Linked DNA regions of Mus musculus: all the other regions are linked to region 3. A link is a loop called in an ENCODE intact Hi-C map of the cell type or tissue named here. Cell type or tissue: gastrocnemius. All regions are shown on one strand.

Region 1 (8,000 bases), 50 kb before region 3:
GAGAAAAGGGACGAGGGGGAGGGATAGTGGGCAGAAGGAGGAGGAGACAGTCATGATAGCTGAGTGACTGGCTGCTGAGAGCAGAGCAGAATGGGAAGATCTGTCATTTGATGCAGCAACACAGAGCACCCTGAACACTGACTGACATCAGTGGTTTTTATCACAGGACAGATAGGTCCATTTGGGGGACAAAGAAAGAAAATGATTCCAAGTTCAAGACAACTTTATCTTTTATTTTAAGATTGGGAGGCTGGTCTATGTTTGTGGAGTGGCTGAAATAATCCCTAAGGAATGGTCATAATGTGACACAGTAGAGAAGAGACCAGGGAACATGGTGTTGGAGGAGGTGAAGGGGACATGGGTCAAGAGAGGGACCAGCTTTAGCTGAGGAGGACGGTTGTGATGTCGGAGCACCTGTGAGCACCCTTGGCACCCTCAGCAGGAAGCAAGACCGTCAGCAGAGAGCTCCGTGTCTGAGGAGAGAAAAGTCATGTTGAGTCACAACTGGTTGATCTGATGTTAGGCAGCACTGGAGGCTCATCTGCCATTGGGGCCATTGGATGAAGGCTAGGGCAGTGGATGAGGACATGGAAGACATTTCCTCCAGCAATGTTCAAAGTTTTCTAAAGAAACTGCCTTGCCCATATTAAACAGGAAAATATTTGGCCCTGGGCATGCCTAGTTTCTGTTGTCTTGCTTTTTTGTTTTTCAACACAACATCAACCTGATGCTTGCCCGCACAGGCGACTGAACCCGCATCAGAGGCTTACGAGCCAAGCACACTCCCACTGAGCTACACGCCCCAGCCATGCTTTTTCTGTTTTGCAGCAGGGTCTCTCTGTGTATCCCAGATTGGCCTGGTATGCTCTAAAGCATACCTATCTGTTGAGAGTAAAGAAAAGTAGAATGCTCTAAGCCAGGGGTTTTCTAACATCTTAACTCCAGGGACTTATGATGTGTGCGCATGCAAATGTGCAGAGGGCAGAGGGCAGCTTTGGGTGTCGCTCCTCAGATGTCCTCTACCTTGGTGTTGTTTAGTTTCTTGCTAATCTGGAGCTGAACACTTAGGCTAGGTTAGCTGGTCTAAGCACAGTCACCAGTGATCCCATCAGTAAGGTATCTTTGGGCCTCAGGTTCCTCATCTGTCAAGTGGGATCTTGCCCTTTCCATGAAATATGGTGAGGACTGGATGGAATTTTGAGGACATTTGGAGTCTTCAGAGACAATCTCTGAAGCATTTGAAAATTCTTGGAAATGGGGATGTAGCCAGGTTAGTGGCATGCACCAAGAAGTAGATGCAATTACCAGCACCATGTGAATGAGATATGATGGTGAACAGCTGTAATTCTAGCGAATTAGGAGGTAGAGGCCGGAGGATCAGGAGTTCAAGGTTATCCTTGGCTGCATAGCAAAGGGTGTGGGGTAGAGGTGAGGGGAAGAACAACTGAAAGCCTGTCACAGGATTACAGAAATCCTTGTTTTGCTGATGGCTATCTGTGCTCTCTCTCAGCTGGCCAATGGCTTCCTCCATCTGGAATACCGATGCCCTGGTGGTTTCTATGGAAACCTTTCCTCCCATCGTCCTGTGAATGATGGACAGTGGCACTCCATGCTGTTGGAGGAGAGGGACACTTCTGTTCATCTGTTGGTCGACATCACAGACAACACTTCCCTTGTCATCCCAGAGGAATGTCAGGGTCTGAGGACTGAGAGACACCTACTGCTGGGTGGCCTTGTCCCCTCAAATCCTTCCTCAAATGTCTCCCTGGGGTTTGAAGGTTGCCTGGATGCTGTTGTGGTTAACAGTGAGAGGTTAGAGCTGCTTGGCCATAGAAAGAAGATGGCGGGCTACCTAGAGACATGGGCCCTCAGCCAGTGCTGCTGGCCTGGAACCACCTGCAGCCAGAACCCGTGCCTCAATGGTGGGAGCTGTTCACCTGCCCTTGGATCAGGTATGGACTGGGAAGATGACCCCAACCAAGGGTTAATCCCAAAGGCCCCTGACAGTGACCTATCCCTGTGTCTCACTATAGAGTTGATAGGGTAGGTAGGGTCTCTCACCACAGCCCAGGGTGATCTTGGGCAAGCCACTACTATCCAGCAGATAGATGATTCTTGAACTACAGCACAAAGACACAGGTTTTACTGGGGCCCCCAACTACTAGCCGATTGCTTACCCACCTTCCTCTCTCTCCCAGGATACCTGTGCAGGTGCCCCCCTCTGTTCTCTGGCAGGAACTGTGAACTTGGAAGGGAGAATTGTACTTCTGCGCCCTGCCAAGAAGGTGGCACATGTGTCTCCTCCCCTGAAGGCACTTCCTGTAGCTGCCCTCACCCTTACACAGGTGACAGGTAAGCCCAAAAACCACATGCCCTGGCTCCTTACACTGGAACATTAGGGAGTGTTCTTTGCCCTCTTGCCTCTAGGGAAGCCAATGTGAGTCCAGAAGCCCAGTCTCTGGGCCTTTTCCTCTTCTGACTTTCTTACATCAGGATACTGTGGGAGGGAAGGCTTGTGGGAAAATGGTTTCCTAAGCCCAATTCCCATTCATTGGAACTAGACCATAAGAAGGGACCAGGAAGCCACACAGCTCAACAGCTCTTTAGGGCAGGTCAACTCTGGCTGACATCTGCAGAGAATAACTATACTTCCTTTGTACTATGTCTTCCCAGAGACACTTGGGGAAACTGATTCCCCTGGGCCCAGGAGCTCAGACTTCTCTGCAAAACTCTGCACCCTGCCTGTGGCTAGGCTAGGCCATGAGGGTTGTTAGGGAAGGAGACACAGTTTAGAAACCTAAAAACAAAGCACTTGGGTAGGTATGTAGTGTTGGAGCCCGCAAGCTTAGGAACATTTAAGTAGTCATAGAAGGGAATTATGAATCAATGAACTCAGGATGACCTAGAATGGGCCGTGATTTTATTTTAACAAGCTCCCAGGAGATTCCCATGTAGTCATCCTGGATATAACAACCATTGACCACCAGTCATGGTGGCTCATGACTGCAGTCCCAGCACTTAGGAGGTAAAGCAAGAGAGTCAGAAGGTCAAGGTCCAGGCTGGAGGGATAGCTTAGTGGTTAAGGGTACTTGCTGCTCAATCATAAGTGTGAGAGTTAAGATTCCAGCACCCACATAACGGGCCATGTGCTCCATGAATGTCTGTGACCTCAACTTCAAGGGGATTGTATGACATGCTGGCTTCCAGCCCAGCCAAGAAAACGAAAGCACCAGGTTCAGGGAGAGACCCTGTCTCAAAGGAATAAGTAGAGAGTGATAAGTGAAGACATCCACTACTAGCTTCTAGCTTCCCCATGAGTGCACAGGCATGGGCACATACATGGGCTCATATGCTCAAAGACACACACAAACACACACACACACTCACTCACACTCACACACTTAACACTGTACTGGGGGCCAGCATGGCCTAGTGATTTCTGGAATGTGTCCCCTTCCTTAACAACCCCCATACAAATTATCTATGCATACAGAGTAGTTCAAGGTCAATCTGGACTAAGACATACCATCTTTAAAAAGGAAAGGGGAGGGGAGGGGAGGGGAGGGGAGGGGAGGGGAGGGGAGGGGAGGGGAGGGGAGGGGAGGGGAGGGGAGGGGAGGGAAGGGAAGGGAAGGGAAGGGAAGGGAAGGGAAGGGAAGGGAAGGGAAGTCAATAGCATAGTCTTCCCACTGTTTTGGAGATGGGAAACTGAGGCCAAGAGAGGGAAAGTTTATCCAGTATTTCAATGACTCGAGTCCTCGGCAGCCATCATTACTATCCTGCTCCCTGCCTGCTCTGATGTAAAATGGTATGCATCAGGGTCATTGGAGAGTACGTGGGAGCAGGTCAGGAAAGTGGTGTTTGTGTTTTAAAAGGAACCTGGGGAACGGAACACAGCATTTACATTGCAGAACAAAGCCCTTGTGGTGAAATTCTAAGCACTGAGAGATAGTTGGGGCTCAGCTGGGGTGGGAGAACCTTTCTCATACACACATGTATACTTGTATGCATATTTGCATATGTGGAGGCACATGCACCCAATAATATGAGGTATCCCGAGGAGGATGTCTAGTGTTCTGCTCTATTGCCTTCTGTCTTATTCTTGTGAGATAGCGTCTCCCAGTACTGAGCCTCAGACTGCACACACACACACACACACACACACACACACACAAGAGTGGGAGTGGTAAAGTCACAGGTTTGGGGGTGAGACCTCTATCCCATGGGGCTGGAAAAATAGCTCAGTGCTTAAGAGCACTTGTTGCTCTTTCAGAGGAGCTGGGTTTAATTCCCACCCCCTACATGGTGGCTCACGAATGGTCTGTAGGATATTATTCCAACTCTTCTGGCCTCAAAGGGCATCAGACACACATGCGGTGCACAGACATACACGCAGACAAATTATTCATGCATTAAATATTTTTTTTAAAGAGGGACCTTTAAGACTCTGCTAAGTACTTCTCAATCTCTGCAGGTGTGAGATGGAAGCAAGGGGTTGTTCTGGAGGACACTGTCTCATCACTCCTGAGATTAAGAGAGGGGACTGGGGACAGCAGGAGTTCCTGGTAATCATAGTAGCCTTACCTCTCCTCATCATTGCCACCGTGGGACTCCTCCTCTACTGCCGTCGCTGCAAGTCTCACAAGCCAGTGGCCATGGAGGATCCAGACCTCCTAGCCAGGAGCATTGGTGTCGACACCCAAGCTTCACCTGCCATTGAGCTCGATCCCCTTAACGCCGGCTCCTGCAATGACTTAAACCAACTGGAGCCCAGTAAGACCTCAGTTCCAAATGAACTTGTCACCTTTGGACCTAGCTCCAAACAGCGGCCGATGGTGTGCAGTGTGCCTCCCAGGCTCCCACCAGCTGTAGTCTCCTCCCACCCTGGCCACGAGCCCATCATCAAGAGAACCTGGTCAGGCGAGGAGCTGGGTCAGTATAGCCAGAAGTCCCATGGCTCAGGGATGCATGGAAGTGGGTGGAAGCCTGAAATACTCCATTGGTATATACGTTGGTATACAATGGAACAACCATTGATCAAACCAATCTCTGGGTATTGGGCATGTAGGGATGCATTCCAGGTCACAGTGCATAGATGACTGGAGAAGATGCTAAGTCCCTTGACCCAGAGTTTGCAGCTCATCGTGTCTGTTCCATCACACGGTCCTCTAAACTCCAAATCACACCATAGGACTGATTAATGTTCATGTCATGAAACGTAGACTTGATGGTCTTGGGTGGACTTGGGAATAAAGTGGGGATGTCTGCACCCTTGTGCTGTTCTGGAGATGGAAAAAGTTCTAGCAGTCCAATCTGGAAGTGAGATTTAGCTGGCCCAGAGAAGGAAACTACAGCCCCTTTCATCTTTGGTTCAGAAGGAGTATATTTGTAAAGTGCCTTCTATTTTTTCTAGTATGTTCTCCAGTAGTTACAACAGGTATTGTCATGGCATGTCACCGAGGCCATAAAGATGAAATGAGTTGCTCTAAATCTCAACTTGTCATTGGCAGAGATGGGTGTGGGATAAGGGGACTCCTTCCAAGCCTCCTCTCATCCCATCACCTCCTATGACAGGCACTAAGCCATCACCAAGTCCACAGTGTGCATCCATTTCCTTCCATTCTGAGATTATACTCTCAACTGCAGCTGTCTAACGGAAGTGTGGATGGTAGAGAACTGTCTATGGTTCTCCCTAGACCTCCCTTCTCACCGACACGGGTTGGCAGTGGAGAGTCACAAGATGGGCTGGCATTGAGTTTAACCTCAGGCTTCAATTTACCTTCACTGGATTGTAGATCCATCTCAGCTTCCAGAGACGACATGTACAGATAGGTCATATGCCCACCAACTCCCCGAGCCATCCCTACCAAATGTCAAGTCATTGATAGCCCCTGTACAGCTTGCTAGAATGCACCATGGAAACACAGACCTCACCAAGTCTTACTGTTCTCTTTCAGTATACCCAAGTGGAGCTGCAGTCTGGCCTCCAACTTACTCCCGGAAGGAGCATTGGGAATATCCACATCCTGAAGCAATGCAGGGACCTCTGCCACCCTCTCCTCGACGCCATGTTAGTCCCGCCGTGATGCCAGATCCCGCTGGGCTCTATGGGGGCTTCCCTTTCCCCCTGGAACTGGAAAACAAGCGGGCACCCCTCCCACCCCGTTACAGCAACCAGAACCTGGAAGATCTGATACCTCCACGGCCTCCCAGCCCCCGGGAACATCTGCTTGCCCCCTGTCTCAATGAGTATACAGCTATCAGCTACTACCATTCACAGTTCCGCCAGGGAGGGGGTGGGCCATGCCTGGCAGAGGGGGGCTATAAGGGGGTGAGCATGCGCCTCAGCAGAGCTGGGCCATCCTATGCTGACTGTGAAGTGAATGGTGGGCCTGCCCCAGGACGGAGCCAACCTCGAGCTCCTCCCAACTACGAGGGCTCAGATATGGTAGAGAGTGACTATGGAAGTTGCGAGGAAGTCATGTTCTAGCTTTCTGCTCTCAGAGGAAAGCATGGGGGAAGCCCTGGCCCCACACTGTCTCCCAATGTCATGGGAAGTGAGTTGGGTGTGGCTGAGAGAAGAAGGGAGGCCAGCACATCCCCAGCCCAGATGTCCATCTCTTAAAATGTGCTCTTCAGGTCCCCAGCTTGTCCTTGAGGGTGGAGGGAAGCTGAAGGTAGAGCTGTAAAAATGGCGGTAGGGCCCCAGGAAAGAGGAGGTGCCCAGACAGGTGCACACTGGGGTGAGAACTAGGAGGGTAATCCCTCAGATCCGCCAGCTCCCAGCCCCAGCAAGAAAGAGCTCCAACCACCAGCTCAACGTGTCTGGGCCACATTCTTACAGCTTCTCACAGGCCCATCATGGGGCAGGCAGGTTTGTGCCCAGTAGGCAACCATGCATGCATCTACTGTGGAGAAGAGACCAGGACCTTCTAAGATCCGTGCAGTGGTCTCCTAAGGGGCTGAAGAGTAAGCAGCCTGTAAGCAGGTACTACAGTCACCCGAGTATCTGCTTTGTGTGTACCTTTGGGACATCTATGCCAAGTGTCATATGTCAGCATTGTTCTGGGCACTGGCAACAAGAACATTCTTGGAAGTTGAGTCACATGGACTTCCATCTTCTGGAAGTCTTGTTCTTGAAGCTTCAGGACTTGTTCCCCCTCTGCCGGTGGGATCCTGCCTGAAACCTTCTGCGCAGAAGAATTCAGATCTCTCCGAATGCTGAGTTAATTGTCCCAAACGTCCCAGGCACTTTTAGCCAAGAACAAGAAGGATGTAGTTCATTTGAAAACTTCTTAGGCACTTTTCAACCTTGCTGTCTGGATGTGTTTTCCCAAAAGGGTTTCTTCTTGTTTAGACACAAGGACTTCAACTGCCATCCAGGACCAGGTAGAGGTGGAGATTCAGCCAGCAGATCCAGGCCAGACACCCTGCCTTCTCCCTTCCCTTCATCATAGACGCCTGCCAATCAAGTGTTACCCCCACTGACTCAGCCCTATGCATGGAGGATCAGTGTGGGCACCCACGGACTGTGTGCATGTGCACATGCGTAGAAAGTTATGTAGCTGGGAGTGACAGAGACTGGAAGCCAGGGAGGCCTGTAGTGGCCTGAACACTCTGTCCTCTGCCAGTCCCTCTCTGGTCCGCTGCCTTTTCACGTGTGTGGTTTTGGAGTTAGAAGTCAAGAGGAAGAGACTCCCACCCACAGAGCTGTTCAGAAAGACTGCTGTGTGGGCGGGTGCATTTGTCGACCATGTGTGACTGTGGGTGTGACTGATTGCACAAGTGGCTTTGGTGGCCATTTGATTTTTTTTTTTTAACAATAAATATCTTTTTTTTTACTGTTATTTTCTGTGTCGCTTAGAGCACTTCAGGCTGGGTCAGGGCCATGTCAAGAGAGTGTCCAAGTCCAGGTTCATAAAGAATCCAGGAGCTGGAAGGGTTTATCACTCTGACACCTGCTAAGCTAGACTCTAGAGCTTAACTAGACATGACGTCAG
Region 2 (8,000 bases), 180 kb before region 3:
ATAGTTGGATCCAGCTAACCTGATTTCCAGCTGTGCACACAGATCCTGCGGGACCCAGCCAGTCACCAGGCCAAGAGGCATCGAGGAGAGAGTGCCCCCTGGTGGTTCTAGAGAGAAAGAAGGTTCCTAGGGACTTAGAATTTATTTAAAGCTTTAGGGAGGTCCAATCTGGCCCCCTCATTTTCCTTATGTGGAATATGAATTTCAGAGAAGCAAAACCCCTCAGGTAAGATCACTAGATTACTGATTCAATTTTCCTATGAACAACAAATACTTAAAAACCAACAACAAGAAGAACAATTGCAACTACCTCTCATATGCTAGGATGTCTACTAAAAAAATGGCTTGTTGATTCCTGAGGGTCACACTAAACTGTGTATTTTTGTGGTAATTGTAGCAACACTTTAAGCTCAGCCGCTGAATTCATATCTGAGCTGGCCCTGCAACCCAGGTGATTCTGAACGCATAGCAACAATGAGGAACCCTTCTCACCCCTGCCACAACAGAAAAGTCCAAGGGGCTAAGGACAAGTCTAACGGGTATAAAAGGGTCATTGTCAGTCTTGAGTGGGGGGATGGACATATGATTCCTGGTGAGACTTAGCACAAAGTGAAGTTCAATCGTCCTTTGACTACAGGTTGCTGAACCCCAGTGCATCTTAAATGCAAGGTAAAAATACACAGCAAACTAAGCCCAAGGAATTTGGTTAATGCTTTTAAAAGAGAGTTGGATACAAAGTTTAGCTCACTTGTTTGTTTGGAAGCCACTCAAGAAGGGCTAGGGGGTTAGCCCAATAGTAGAGTGCTCATTTAGAGAAGGGGCCTGGGATTGCTAAGCAACACCATCAAAACAAAACAAAACAAAATGCTATCTTACTATATTACTCTTTGATGGGTACAGCATTGCACAGTGAAGTCTCAGCACTCAGGAAGCAGGATTGTGAGTTCAAATCCAGCCAGGGCTACCTAGGAGACCCAGTGGCCAATCTCAGTTGTCAACTTTAGGTATAGAATCACTTGAGAGACAGGGCTCTGGGCACATCCGTGGGATTCTCTTGATTAGGTTAAGGAGATGCGAAGACTCACTGTCCAGGATAGTTTTGTGCCAACTTGACATAAGCTAGAGTCATTTGAAATGAGAGAACCTCAAATGAAACAAATACCTCCATAAGATCCAGCTGTAGGGCATTTTATCAATTAGTGATTGTTGAGGGAGGTCCCAGTACACTCACTGTGGGTAGTGTTATCCTTGGGCTGGTGGTCCTAGATTCTTTAAGAAAGCAGGCTGAACATGCCACGAGGAGCAAGCCAGAGAATTCCGTGACCTCTGCATCAGTTTCTGCCACTAGGTTCCTGCTCTGACTTTGAGTTCCTGTTTTGATGAGCAGGAACTTAAATAATAAACAGTGATGTAGAAGTGTAAACCAAAACCCTTTCCTCCCCAACTTGCTTTGGTCATGGTTCTGTCATAGCAATATTAACCTAAACTAAGATACTCAACAGTTATGGGTGGCACCATTCCCTAGGCTAGGATCCTGGACTGTATGTAAAGGATAAACATTCACTGCTCTCTTCTTCCTGACTGGGGATAAAATGTGACTAGTCACTTCAGGCCCCTGCTGACTTCTCTGCCATAATGGACTGTAACTATGAGCCGAGAGAAACCTTTTCTTACTTACTTTGGTTTTATCAGCATATTTTATCACAGCAATAGGAGACGATACTGAAAAAGAGCTGGGTCTTGTGGCTACTTCCTCCAACATTCCTTTTTGGAACCTAATGAAACTTACAATTATAGTCCCTAAAGCAGCGTGGTGGCCCCTCCTTCTCTGCCCGAGTCTTGGCCATGGTGAGCCCCTGTAGGAGCTGTCAGAAATGGTCACTACTGTCAAAATGGCGGCACTGCGACATTTCCTCAGCCTGCAGCCATCACAGGAGCTGTCCACAGTGGCTACCCTTTCCTGCTTCAGCCTACATCCTTGGTGAAACACTAGTGCAGGATCCGTCCCACGGGAGCTGTTTACAGTGGCAGCACCTCCTCTCCAGCCCCTCTCCACCCCCCTCCCCCCGCCGCCCTCAGCAGCTCCACAGAGATGGTGCCTCAGCAAAAGCCAAATGCAGCCTGGAAGGACTTTCCACCCTTAACCCATGGCCCCGATTCAGGGAAAAGCGGGTGAAAAAAGCCACCAATCCCTGAGCTTCCCACAAACCCACCAATTTCTGAGCAGGAAACCCACCAATCCCTGAACAGCTAACCCATATCCCTGAACAGGAAACCAACAAATCCGTGAACAGGAAATCCCACCAATCCTTGAACTCCCCAAGCTCATGACTTGAAATCCCACCAATCCTCGCTCTGGAAATCTCTGCCTTGAAAAGCTTCACCCCTAAGAAATTCTATAAAAGCACTGTTCTTTGTCCAATTTTTGCTGCCCACTTCTGCGAGCAGAGGGCAGCCGTTCCTGGGTTTGTCCCTCCACACACTGGACCCTTCAATAAATCTCTTTCATGAGATTTATTGCCTGGAGTGATTGAGAAGATGCAAAGAATAGCGGCTGAAGTTCCTGAGCTCAGCTGGGAACATCATCCTCTGGGAGCTGCAACACCTCTGCTGAGGAGGCTTCCTCAGAGCCGCGTGGCTCCTGAGCTCCCAAGTCTCGGGATGCCCTTCTCTCGGGACACTGTCCCCCTCACAGCTGTATGGTTCCTGGACACTCCCTCCTCCCTCCTTCCCCCCTCCCCCCGCCCCGCGTCTCTGGATGCTCTTCCACTGGAATACTTTCTCCCCTCAGAGCTGCGTGGCTCCTAGGCTTCTGAGTCCCAGAATACCCTTCCACCTAGGCAGAAACACTTACAATAGAGATCCTTCCTCAAGGTTATAGCAGCAAAGAACAGCTACTGGAGAAGACACTTGAGGAGCTGCCTGCAACTTAGGCATACAGCTTCAGGGATGCTGCTGTTGTGAACTGTCACTCACGGCAAGATGGGCTAATCAGGGATGCGGCTGTTTTTCCGTTACCCATGTGACCCCAAAACTAAGCTGGACTTGGGTGGAGCCATTTTGTCTATTGTTAATTCCCTAGCTTGAGTAAATAGACCTTTAAAAGGTGTTTTTTCAGGAAAAGTCACACAGCAGCTGGGTATGGAGTCCTATGGGTAGAGGGGTACTTGCTTCACAAGTGCAAAGACCTGATTCTATAGCATAGCAAAGGAAAAAAGAAAAAAGCGAAAGAGCCGAGGCATGCAGGAGGTGAGACCCCGGGAGAGCTGGACTGACTAGTCTTTTGAAGGCCTTCTAGTTTCTCCAGACTCTGCCACAGCTTCCTAGAAGGTCCCAGAGGGTAGTGCAGTCACTATTGGCAGCGTCTTAATTGCCAAGCTTACTGAGCACTACCACGAGAGACCAGAAGGGGGCAGGCTGTACTCAGGAATGGACCTCGCAGATGCTCAGCTCAGGCTGAGTAGCAGCCTGAACGGTGGCTTTTTAGAACCTTGGGGGAATCATTGGCACTGTGGCATCGCTCAGTACACTGCTACACGGGTGGAGAAACTGAGTCTCAGAAAGAAGAGGTGTGACACAGCTCACTACCCACACTTCATGACACTGTCAGGATCCCCTAGAGAGAATCACAAAGATCCCTGGACCCTGGGAAACAGACCACACCTCCAGCTCTCAGCTAAAGGATAGCTGAAGAGGAGGCTGTGGCCTCGAGCTGGAGCCTGGCTGCCGACCTCAGAAGAGACCATAGCCTGCCCAGGTGCAATGGGAGAAGCCTGGAGCCTCACCTCTGACGCAAATGCAGGCATGAAGTGGAAGATCACATGATGACAGCCAAGCCACCTCCAACTCCCAGCCTCAGATTTTCTTTCAGTATTGAAAATACCTCACAAAGGGAGAGGTACTGGACAGAAAACCCCACTCTGTGCAGAAGGCTGTGAACAAATTGACATTCACTATTTCTTGTATATATTTCAGGTAATGCACTAATATTACATGATAAGAATAAAATGACGTGGGCTGGCGAGATGGCTCAGCAGGTAAGAGCACTGACTTCTCTTCTGAAGGTCCTGAGTTCAAATCCCAGCAACTACGTGGTAGCTCACAATCACCCGTAATGAGATCCGGCACCCTCTTCTGGTGTGTCTGAACACAGCTACAGTATACTTATATATAATAATAATAATAAAATCTTTGGGTTGAGCAGGGCCAACTGGAGTGAGTGGGGTTGACCGGAGTGAGCAGAGGTCCTAAAATTCAATTCCCAACAACCACACGAAGGCTCACAACTACAGTGTACTCATATACCTAAAATAAATAAATCTTAAAAAGAGAATAAAATGATGTAAGCAACAATCCATCTATCTATCCATCCATCCATCCATCTATCCATCCATCCTTACTTACACTGTACATTTATTTGTATTACACAGAAGAATGGAGCATCTTCAAGAAAGGAAGCAAACAGAAGCCACTGTTAGGGAAACATGCAGATATTTCAAATACCCACTTAGTGTGTGTGTGTGTGTGTGTAGATCAGAGAAAAACTTGAGGGGGTCAGTTTTATCCTTGCACCATGTAAGTCCTGGGGATCAAATCCAGGACTTGCTGGCATGTGCCTTTATCCAGTGACCCTTCTTTCTTCTTCTTCTTCTTCTTCTTCTTCTTCTTCTTCTTCTTCTTCTTCTTCTTCTTCTTCTTCTTCTTCTTCTTCTTCTTTTTTTGGTTTTTCGAGACAGGGTTTCTCTGTGTAGCCCTGGCTGTCCTGGAACTCACTCTGTAGACCAGGGTGGCCTCAAACTCAGAAATCTGCCTGCCTCTGCCTCCCAAGTGCTGGGATTAAAGGCATGCGCCACCACACCCGGCACTGACCCTTCTGTTTTAAGACAGAATGTCTTGTAGCCCAGGCTGACCTTGAACTCTGTGTTGATGACCCTGAACTTCTGATCCTCCTGCCTCCACCTTCTGAGTACTGGGATTACTGTCGTGTCCCATCATGCCTGGTTTGTTATTTTGGGCACTGTTGTTACATGCTGGACAAACACTCCATCAGTTGAGCCCTAACCCAGCCCTTTGTTTGTCTTATTCTATAACCCAGGCTGCCGTGGAACTCTACTATGTACCCAGGCTGGCCTCAAACTTGCTGCAATTCCCCTGCTTCAGCCCCCTGAGTTCTGAGATCACAGCCATGAAACATCACACCTGGGGGGTGTATTTGCTTTAAAATTTGACCCATCATCTCTCTTAAGTGGTGGCTTTTGTGTGTCCACTTCTTTGTGGGGACTTTACTGTGTGACACAAACGTTTAAAGCTGCCCCTACTGGTTGCCACAAATGCCCCGTGCTGTAGAGCAGGTTGCAGAGAGCAGCATGCGCACACATTTCCTCACAGAGAAGGCTTTCCTCCGGATGGATCCCTGCAAATGGAGTTGCTGGTCAAAGAGCAGGCAAGTGCTCCATCCTCGGCGGACAACGCCAAGTTGTCTTTCAAACGTGCCAATTTCTACTTCCTCTTCAGGTGTCTGAGAAGCCATCTTCCTCCCGGAGAAAGGAATCACTCATCCATCCCTGCCGCCTCTTCTTCATTTCTTTCTTCATGTGTATTGCGTGTGATACGCATGCATGTTCACATACGTATGGGTACTTGTGCGTGTACGCGGTGTGTGTGTGGAGGCTTGAGAGAGTAATGTCAAGGATGCTCCTTGATCCCTCTTCCAGCTTGTTCTTCTAGGCAGAGTCTTCGAGTCAATCCCACAATTTGAGGCTACGGAGAGTCTTGCTAGCCAGCTTGCTCTGGAGATGGTGTGTCTTGGACAGGTGGGTCTCCATGTCTGCCTGGCATTTGTGGGGATTCTGGGGATCCGAATTCTGGTGCTTTGACTTGGGCAACAAGACCACTGTGCAACCTTGGACTCAGATAGGCTGGCTGGTGCCCAGAGGTCTTTGTATCTGTCCTGGAAAGGGGGAGGAGCTCACACGGGCTTTTTTTTTCCTTTTCTTCCTCCTTCCCTTTATGCTCCTCTCCTTCCGAAGGAAAGAGTGGAAAGGCAGGAGGCTGCTGTAGAACAGCCCTCCACCTGAACCTGCCCCAGTCCCTCCTCCAAGGCCCCTAGCCATCTTCCCACATGCTGAACAAGTCCTGGCCTCCCTCCCGGGGTGCCCATGTGGTGTCTGAGATAACATCTTATCAAGTCCTTTGCCAAAAAAGCCTGCCTTTTTCTGCCCCTGGAAGGAATTAGTTTCACTTGTTCTGAAGGAGTCTCTGCATGCTCTCTCTCCTTCTGCCAAGAAACCTGAGAGGCCCTGGATTCCTCTGCACCTGGATGCAGACTCTGTCAGTTTAATCTGCCCAGCTCCTTCCAAAGGGCTTGAGAAGACGGGGCTTCGAGCTACTTAAAGGCTTAGGGAGGAGAGTGAGGGAGCGTCTGCCTGCATTTGGCTAGGCCTCTTGGGATGAAAGACCTGTGGAGAAGGGAGTGTTTACTAGGCTCAGCGGTTACTGAAGGGGCCAGAGATCCCCTGGGGCTGCTCAGAGGTGACCCACCAGCCAGATCACCAAAGATGCTGAGCAAGACAATTTCCACTCAGAGTTCTCAGAGCTGGAAGGCGAGTGTTTGGGGAGGAGATCAGAGCTGCTACACTTCATACAACCCCAGAGGATACTGTTTGCTCGGAGTGGTGGCTCCTCTCCTGCAGGCTCATTGTGGCTGCCATGACCACAACATGGAGCCTGCAGGAGTTGTCTCACTGTGGTTTTGTTTTTTAAAGCTTAATTAATTTATTTTTTTAAATTTTTGTTTCACGTGTTATGGGTGTCTTGTCTGTATGTATGTCTGTACACCATGTGAGTGCCCAGAGGCCTGCAGAAGCCAGGAGAAGGCACTGGATTGCGGGAGATGGAGTCACAGGCAGTTATAGTGAGTCATCCCACTTGGTTGTTCAGAGCTGAACTCAGGTTCTCCAGAAGAGCAGCAAACACTCTGTTTGTTTGTTTGTTTTTGTTTTTTGTTTTTTCAAGACAGGGTTTCTCTGTATAGCCCTGGCTGTCCTGGAACTCACTCTGTAGACCAGGCTGGCCTCGAACTCAGAAATCTGCCTGCTTCTGCCTCCCAAGTGCTGGGATTAAAGGTGTGCGCCCCCACTGCCCAGCTAGCAAACACTCTTAACTGACACATTTCTCCAGTTCCTCTAATGTCTTTTTTTTTTAATAATTATTAATCTCTGTACCTGTTTGTCTCTCCCTATTTAATGTGTGTGTGTGTGTGCGCGCGCATGTGTGAGCACGAGCACAAGTGCACACACACTCACATGCGTGCATGTATAGGAATGTCCACATCTCTGTATGAGGAGGCAAGAAGGGAACATACAGTTCCTAGCAGCTGGAGTCACAGGTATCTGTGGGCCAAGAAGCAAGAACCTCCAGGAGGTTCAGAGGAGAGAGACCTTCCTTTACCCACACAACCCTGGAAATGTTCAAAATACCTGCCCATCATTCATCAATGACTAACCTGATGGGGTTACAGCAAACGGCTGACATCTCTGCTCTGGGAGGTGGAGACAGAATGATCAGGAGTTCAAGATCCAGGCTGGCGATGTAGCTCAGCTGATAAAGCACCTGTCTGTCTAGTCTGCAGGAAGCCCTGCGTTCCCTCCAGGTCCAAATAAACCAGTCGTGGTGGTGTACCCTGGGAATCTCAGCACTTGGGAAGTGGAGGCAGGAGGATCAAAACTTCCAGGCCATCCTCTGCTACAAAGTGAGTTCAAGACCAGCCGGGATCCTTGAGACTGTTGAGAACAAACCAAGACCAACTAAGGTCATCCAAACCTTACCCCTACCCCCAGCGCAGGAGAGACTGGTTCTGCATGGAGGTAGCTCTAGAGGTAGGAAATTCCTGGAGGTGAATGAAGGCTGGTGGTGTTGCAATCGGGATCTTGGGGGTCTCTGCTTGGGTAGCAGAGTGGGAGGGAAGCACAGGCCTGCTCCCCTCTCTTTCCGCCTCTGCC
Region 3 (8,000 bases):
CTTACAAGCAGCTGTGTCCTTCCCATGTGGGTTCTGGGAACCCTGGCCCAGCCTAGGGGTATAGACCGGTAATCCCAGCTACTTGGGAAACCAAGGTCAGAAGATATCAAGAGTTCCAGACAAATTCAATTAACCTCTGAGCCATCTCTCTAGCCCTCCGTGGGGATTATTTGCAAACTGAAAGTACAGTCCATTATTCTTCTGTTGTGAGTAGGACTTTGGAACCCAGAGCAAACAGCAAATTCTAACGACATGAACAGAGGACACAGACTGGATTGCCTAATGTGGTCTATAAGAAGGGAAGTGAAAAGGGCTTACATCTACAAGAACAGTTAGAAACAGCATCAGGCAGCCAGCACTCAACCCAGGCCACCAGAGTATATTCTGCAATCCAGCCTCATGCCCAAGGAGTCCCATGCTGGGGCAGCCACAGGACAACTGTTGTCAGCATTGCTCAGTGGCTAAGGAACAGGCAAGCATGCTCAGTTTCTACATACACTAAGTGCTAGGGCCAGGCCCGACTTCAAAAGAGATGGCCCCACCCAAGCCACAGATGCAGAAAGATCTCCCAAGATTCCAGGACAGCAGTAAATCAGAGTCCCAGACCAACGTCCTTCTACCACCAGAAAGTACATGCCCTAAAATGCCTGGCCCCAAACTAGACCCAGAGCTAGGTCAGCTGGAGGTGTTCTGCATGGTTGGCACCGGGAAGGCAACCCCAGCTAAGGCACTCTGCTTTTGTCTGGACTCTTTCATCTGAGAGATATCACCAGTACATCGAGCTGTAATACTGTTAGGAAAATAAGATAAAGGTCAGATGTGTTGCCTGGCACACAGTGGACCCTCAGTGATGGTAGTGATTGTTACCATGGAGACAGCCTGGACCAGAAAAAGTCTCTACAGAAACTTTGCAGTGCTTTTTCCAATTAACACTGTACAAGATTGTCCAGATTTTTGTCAACTTGATATTTCAAGCCAGGGTCACTGTATTAGTCAGGAGTCTTTAGAGGATTTTAAAAAATTTTATATATATATATATATATATATATATATTCGCAAGTATGGATGTGTCTTAGATGGTCTTTGGTGTATGCCAGAATCCTGAAGACTGGCTCTAATGCCAGTGACAGTATGGACTTGTCAGCAACTGTGAGGGCAAGCCAAAAAAGAAAAAAGAACAAAACAAAACATTAGAACCTCCTTCTTCCATGTCCTTTACACAGACTGCCACCAGAAGGTGTGGCCCACCTCAAAAAAATCTGGATTAAAAATGGGTCTTCCTGCTTCCATTGATTTAATTTAAAAAAAATCCCTCACAGGTGTACCTAGCTGCTTGGGTTTTGATTAATTTCAGATGTAGTCAAGTTGACAATCAGGAGTGGCCCTCACAGTCACCTGGGAGAAGGGATGCTCAATTGAGAAAACGCCCACTACATCAGACTGCCCTACAGATGCTGTCACCCGTGAGCAAGTGGCCCTGGTTGGTGTAAGAAAGCAGGCCAAGCAATCCATGGAAGCAAGTCAGTGTTTCCCTGTGGCCTCTGCTTCAGTTCCTGCCTTGAGTCCCTGCCCTGATTCCCTTCATGATGGGCTATAAGCTATAATAAAAGCTATGTAATAAACCCTTTCCTCCCCCAGTTGCTTTTGGCTGTGATATTTGTCACAGCAATATAAAGCTAACTAGGACAAGGACTTGGGAAAGTCCTTAACTTGAAAATGTTGAGTCAAGTGCTGAAACCCTGCAACGACTCACACAGACAGACTGCTGAGTTCACGAAGAAAAGCAACCCCTCAAGGATGTGTGGGGCACACACACGGCACACAAAAGCAGCTCGTTGAGTTTCGATTAAATGGTCAGGTTTCCGAGAGCAATGTGTTACGAGTAGCCCCAGATTCTGCATCTTGGGGTTTTCATGCTGTGAACCTTACATGCCGATCTGTGAAGCCAAAGGATGCTTTTTGCATCTGGCCAAAGGAGAAAGATGTTAGATCCCCAAGGCTTGGGTTCGGGTCAACAGATTAAATGTGGCTCTCCTCCACAGGAAAAAGAAATCACTTCAGGAACAGGGTTCTAGAAATGGTTTAGCAGCAGCTGCCTGGCCATTGGAAACAGAAACAAAGCCATTCACCAGCCCAGTGCAGGTCTAGCTTCCAGTCAGGGCAAAGAAGCAACCAGAAGCCGAGAGGTTTAAGAGCTGAAACCCTCAAGAGGTTGGTTGGCGTGGGGGCAAAAAGCAAGACAATGGGATGCTGGTGAGGTAACCGTCAGTAAAATCTTGCCTTGCAAACATAGGACCTGAGTTTAGTTCCCAGGACAAGACAACCATGTCCTCAGAATCCTGGCGCTGGTGAGGTGGAGAAAGGGAATCCACGGGACTCATAGCCAGCCCAACCAAATCAATCAGCAAGCTCAAGGGCAAAGGTAGATAGACAGTGCCTGTGACAGTGCTCTGACTTATGGAGGGGGATAGGAGGGCAGGGAGAGACGGAGAGAATGGGGGGGGGATGGAGAGGGGGAGACAGAGATAAAGAAGGAAAACACAACTGACTGTATTTAGGTCAGCTCTCTATCCAGCACAGCAATTTCACCTACAACGTTCCCCAAGGTAATCAATTAAATGCCCAATGACAACTCCCTGTGGTGACAAGGAGTTCCACGCTGTGTCCAAAGCAAAAGAGAACTGATTCCTTGAAAGTTTTTATGCTCAAAACCACTTCCCTTACCGCACTGATCTTAACTGTAGTCTCCTGAATAACCAAATACATAAATCCCTCTCTCCTTTATAGACTCCCGGCTAGACAAAGACAGCTAAACAGGCAGGAGGCTGAACAAACAGCCACCGGGTTTAAGGAGAAAACAGAGACATAAAAACAAAGAGGCTGCAGCAGCACAGACCCCACCAGAGCAGGCCCAGCCTCAGGTCAAAGCCAAGGGCTGAGAGTCGAGCCTCTTACTTGTAACCTCAACAACAGCTTTTAAGAAGCCCGGCCGTAGATGCAGTCTACTTCCAGAGTGTTTGGAACCCCTGGGTTCCATCCAAAAAAAAACCCTATGCACTAATGTACCTGTTAGTTACTATAAATTAGGATGCAAACTAGAGGCAAAAGAGATCTTGGTCATGAGAAAGACAACTAAAATTATGAATGTCTAGTTGAGCCATAAATGGGGGGGGGGCAGATTCAAGACAATTAGAAACAGGTAAAATTCTTTTAGAACAAGATCTACTCTTGTTGTAGGCTACTGCCTACAGATTACAAGGAGGGGGTAAATCTCTCCTAACAAAATCAAACAGGAAAAATATGAGTTTCATAACAAAAGGACCCTACCATCATTCATACACTGAAAATGTAAACCCGGGTGAGGGAGGATTCAAAGTCACCTAAGGCATCAAGCAAGAGGCAAAAGCTAAAACACGCTCTGCAGATTCCCCAAAGTCAATTCCTTCCAGGACACTATGTTGCTATCCTGACTCAACAAGCCCCCACCCCCTAATTCCATCCATATAAGCAGTCGCTACCTGAATCTGTCAAATTTCAGAAAACAAAACAAAAAGCAAGCGGTCTTCAAGTTAACATCTGTGCTTTTCATGCCCTAGAGCTCTCTTGGTCCCTCCAGTCTATCCCAGGTCCTATTTCATATTTCTAAGTGACTTCCACAAAACTGCAGAACGGTTAGAAACGAAGCCTGCTGAGTGATGAGGAAAGAGAGAGAGAGAGAGAGAGAGAGAGAGGAAAAAAGAAGGAAAGGAAAGGAAAGGAAAGGAAAGGAAAGGAAAGGAAAGGAAAGGAAAGGAAAGGAAAGGAAAGGAAAAAGCCATCAGTGAACAGAACCACACCCAGAACTCAAGCCTGGCGTGGAGAGCCCAGACACAGCGGAGCTAAACAAGGACGCGCGACCCACAGCGGAAGGGACAAGTGCCTTTTCACAGGGCGAGTTTCCCCGCAGATGGCAACGTGGCAGAAAACAAACAGTTGCAGAAGCTGACACCCTGCTGCAGGGATACCTCGGAAGCCCACACACAGCCCTGGACCTCAGTTTCCCCTACTCTCGGAGGAAAGGAGTTGCGGTCTGGTACCCTGTGACCCAAGGCAAGGGCATAGCTCGAACAGCCACATCTGCAAACGAAGGGTTGGTCCGAGCTAGCCGTCAGTGACTGCCGATGTCACCTGGGAACTATGACTGAACACCTGTCAAAGGTGCATGGGAGACCCCACCCCACGGGTGACCTGTCCCTGAGCAGCAGCATCCGTTTGGCGGGAGGTGCTACAGCAGGAGGTGACTCCCGACTGCAGCGCAGGGCACGCACTACTCACCGGTCGGCCCTGCCCGGCCCGGGCTCCCGCTCCGGCTCCGGCTCCGGCTCTGGCTCCCGCTCCTGCTCAGCCCACCTCGCGTAGCCTCAGCGCCGACCCCTAGCCATGGTTTTCTAGCCTCCTGGACAGCCGCTTCCGGGCCCTGTCACGTGATGCTGGCTCCCTAGCCCAGGTCACGTGCCGCTCCATTCCGTGCTCCTCCTCCCGGACCCTTGTTCTGCAGCGCCACCTGGCGGCCGTCAGCCGCTGCTTCAGAAAGGGCAGTGCTTCTGAGACCACCACAGAGCTAAGGCAGACGACCTAGATTTTGAGGCAGTCTCCAGGGAAGTCGGCATGCAAAATATCCGTAATTTTTAGCCTTGCTAAAATTTATTTGTTCAGCATATATTAACGTGCATTTACTGGTTTATAATCACAAGTTTGCACCTTTTAAAAAATAAATCGTGCAGCTAAGCCTGATGGTACAAGACTGCAATACCAGAGCAGAGAAGAAAAATAGTTCAAGGCCTGTTTGGGTTATAGAGTGAGTTCAAGGATACCCTGGGTGATTTAAAGATACCTTGCTTCAAAAAAATTTAAAAGGGGCTACTGGGAAAATGGTTTACTGGATACAATAAGAACCTGAGTTAAGATTCCCAGTACATATAAAGAGCCAGGCAAGACAATGTGTGCCAGTAACACCAGAGCTTGGGGCCAGAGCAGAAGGATCCCTTGGTCTCTTCAGCAGACTAACTGATCTAGCCAAAACAGTGGGCTCAGGTTCAGTGAGAGAACCTGTGGGGAAAAAAAGTTGAGGGAACAACTCAAGCAGACAATGTCACCATCTGACTCCCCGATGCCCCACTCCACACACACACACACATACTCCATATGCTACACACATACACATACACACACACACACACTCCATACACCACACACATAAATATACTCCATACACCACAAACACACACATACATATACTCCATACACCACATACACACAGACATATACTCCATACACCATATACATACATATACTCCATACACCACACACGTACATATACTCCATGTACACACATATATTTCGTACACCACACACATACGTACATGCACATATGTTCCATACACCACACACACACATACACACACACAAACAACATATACTCCATACATCACAGACACATATACACATATACTCATACAAACATATACCACACATACATACATATACTCCATATACCACACACACAGAGATGCAAAGACAACTTCACACATACACATACTTCATACACCACACACACATACACACTCCATATACCACACACACATACATATACTCCATACACACACATATACTTCATACACCTCACACATACATACATACATACATACATACATACACATATGCATATGTTCCATACACCTCACACATACATACATGTACTCCATACACACAGAGATATAAACAGTACATACCACACATGCATATACTCCATATACCACACACACAGAGATGCAAAGACAACTTCACACATACACATACTTCATACACGACACACACATACACACATACACATATTACATATACTACATACATACATACATACATACATACATACATACATACACAAGCATATAAACCATACACCACACATACACAGATGCATACACATACATATACACACATGAACAAGAAATGATACAACTTCTAGAGTCCCACTCTACACTTGCTGGGTCAAGATCCCCATCCATGAGTGGCATCCGGCAAGACCTAGGGAGATTTGGATTCTCCTGCTGAGAGCCCTACTACAGAGGACTGCCTTGGTGTACTGAGTATTAGCCCAGCAAGGCTTGCAGTGTGGCAGAGTAACCTCCTTCCCACCCACATCCCAGGTCTGTCTCCATCACTTCCTGCTGCGCAGCCTTCTGAGTTCCCTTTGGGTTACCCATTTTGAAAGTTCAGTTGGAAGCCCTACTCTATTCTCCCCCTTCCCTTGTTGTTTGCAAATCACATAAGATCTGGCACCTAAAGGGGTCATGCTAGAGAGAAATTTTGGATAACTCCTTCTGCATCTAACAGAAGGAGGTCAGTTCTGCTTTCCCCTAAGCTCCACCCATATCCCACCTCAAACGTGATGGGTCCTAAGATGCCAGATACTCAGCCACTGCTCTCCTTTGCGGATACATTGTTCTCGGTTCCATCTTCAATACACTCAGCTGCCATGTCCTCTGCTGAAGGTCTTACGTCTTACAACGAGCCTGAGCCCGTGCAAAGTTTCCTTGTACACTATCTGATTCAGACATGGTCGATCTCCAAGACACGAGTGGTGGCCCCTCTAGCACCCCCTTTCCCAGAGCAAGCTTCCGGGCCCTGGATGCAGTGAACGCCGTGCTGCTGTTGCACGACAGTAACCATTGTGGCTGGGACATAGAAAGCCATGTGCCTTTTTGTCAGTATCCCAAGAACGATGTCACTCTTCACAATCATAGACCTTTGCTAGAGCGAAGCGTTCAGCACTGTTAGAGTTTAAAGTATTTTGGAAGTCACAGCGACATGATTCCAGAACGCATTAAGTGGAGTGAATGGAGTTGACATTGTTAATCTTAGAGCAACAGCTAAGAAAGGTAAAATTGTTATGAAGAAGCTCTGCAGGCACCGTGAGGACACCGTGAGCTGGGGACATAGGAGGGACTGTGCTGCAAAGAAGGGGAACAATACTGAGGAAACGAAAAATGGTCTTGGAATCAAGGATGATGCTTGAGGGAGCAAACGTCAGGGAAGGGATGATGCCAGTTCAGCACCACCGGGAGGTGTCTGTCCCCATTTACAGGCTCAACCATCCTGCCAGCCTACCTTGTTTTTGTTTTTGTTTTGTTTTTGTTTTTTGTTTGTTTGTTTTGAGAGAGAGGGGGTCCCTTAGTGGCCTGGAACTTGCCAAGTAAAGTAGACTGGGTGTCTCGTGAGCCCCAAAGATCTGCCTGTCTCAGCCTCCCAGCGCTGAGATTACAAGCCTGTGCTACTACATCCAGCTTTTTTACATAGGTTCTAGGAATCAAACTTGAGTCTTCATGCTTGCACAATAAGCACTTTCCCAACCGAGCCATCTCCCCAGCCTGTTTTGATTCTTTTCTTATGGTTTTTGATGACATGAAAGGAGACAAGGACAATTTTTTTAATATTGCAAATAATCTTTTTTGTGGCAAAGTATTTAAAGATACACTGTGACAAAGTATATAGCTAAAGCTGGAGCTGCAGCTTAGAGACAGAGAGCCTGTCCCAGGTGTGTGTGTGTGTGTGTGTGAGAGAGAGAGAGAGAGAGAGAGAGAGAGAGAGAGAGAGAGAGAGAGATCATGTCACGTGATGCAATACTGGTATACAGGTTAATGCCACCAGACACACCTAGGTTCCATCCCCAGTGTCAGAAAGAAAGAAAGAAAGAAAGAAAGAGAGAGAGAGAGAGAGAGAGAGAGAGAAAGAGAAAGAGAAAGAGAGAAGGAGGGAGAGAGAGGGAGGGAGAGAGAGAAGGAGGGAGGGAGAAAGAGAGTGGGAGGTAGGGAGGGAAGGAAGGAAGGAAGGAAGGAAGGAAGGAAGGAAGGAAGGAAGGAAGGAAGGAAGGAAGGAAGGAAGCTATTTAATACCTTTAAGGTACAAACACGGCAGCTGAGGTCCCAGGGAAAATGGTTGCAAACTATTCCATGCATTCT

Evidence for each region. Peaks named below come from ENCODE experiments on the same cell type or tissue, not always from the same donor. Only the 100,000 strongest peaks of a DNase experiment are listed, where the experiment ranks them.
Region 1: it touches region 3 in a loop (3-fold over the local background); 8 of 42 quality-filtered maps call a loop at or near these places.
Region 2: it touches region 3 in a loop (9-fold over the local background); 34 of 42 quality-filtered maps call a loop at or near these places.

Annotation. Positions count from the first base shown.
Region 1 is chr11:55,250,456-55,258,455 of GRCm38, reverse strand. Fat2 (FAT atypical cadherin 2) reads left to right here. Exons shown (of 23, transcript NM_001029988.2): 20 at 1,511-1,952; 21 at 2,199-2,352; 22 at 4,475-4,932; 23 at 5,958-7,846. The coding sequence ends at 6,490. Among named protein-coding and RNA genes, the nearest start is that of Slc36a1, 50 kb to the right of the region's middle. In gastrocnemius, no CTCF peak of the experiment used is centred here; a DNase peak (open chromatin) is centred at 4,859.
Region 2 is chr11:55,382,042-55,390,041 of GRCm38, reverse strand. Gm31842 (a long non-coding RNA gene) reads left to right here and starts at 7,192. Exons shown (of 3, transcript XR_388657.2): 1 at 7,192-8,000. In gastrocnemius, CTCF peaks have their summits at 103 (motif pointing left) and 3,407 (motif pointing right); DNase peaks (open chromatin) are centred at 3,412, 5,906, 6,132, 6,484 and 1 more place; H3K27ac peaks cover 204 bases.
Region 3 is chr11:55,200,803-55,208,802 of GRCm38, reverse strand. Slc36a1 (solute carrier family 36 (proton/amino acid symporter), member 1) reads right to left here and starts at 4,463. Exons shown (of 11, transcript NM_153139.4): 1 at 4,315-4,463. In gastrocnemius, no CTCF peak of the experiment used is centred here; DNase peaks (open chromatin) are centred at 3,952 and 4,515; H3K4me3 peaks cover 1,642 bases; H3K27ac peaks cover 763 bases.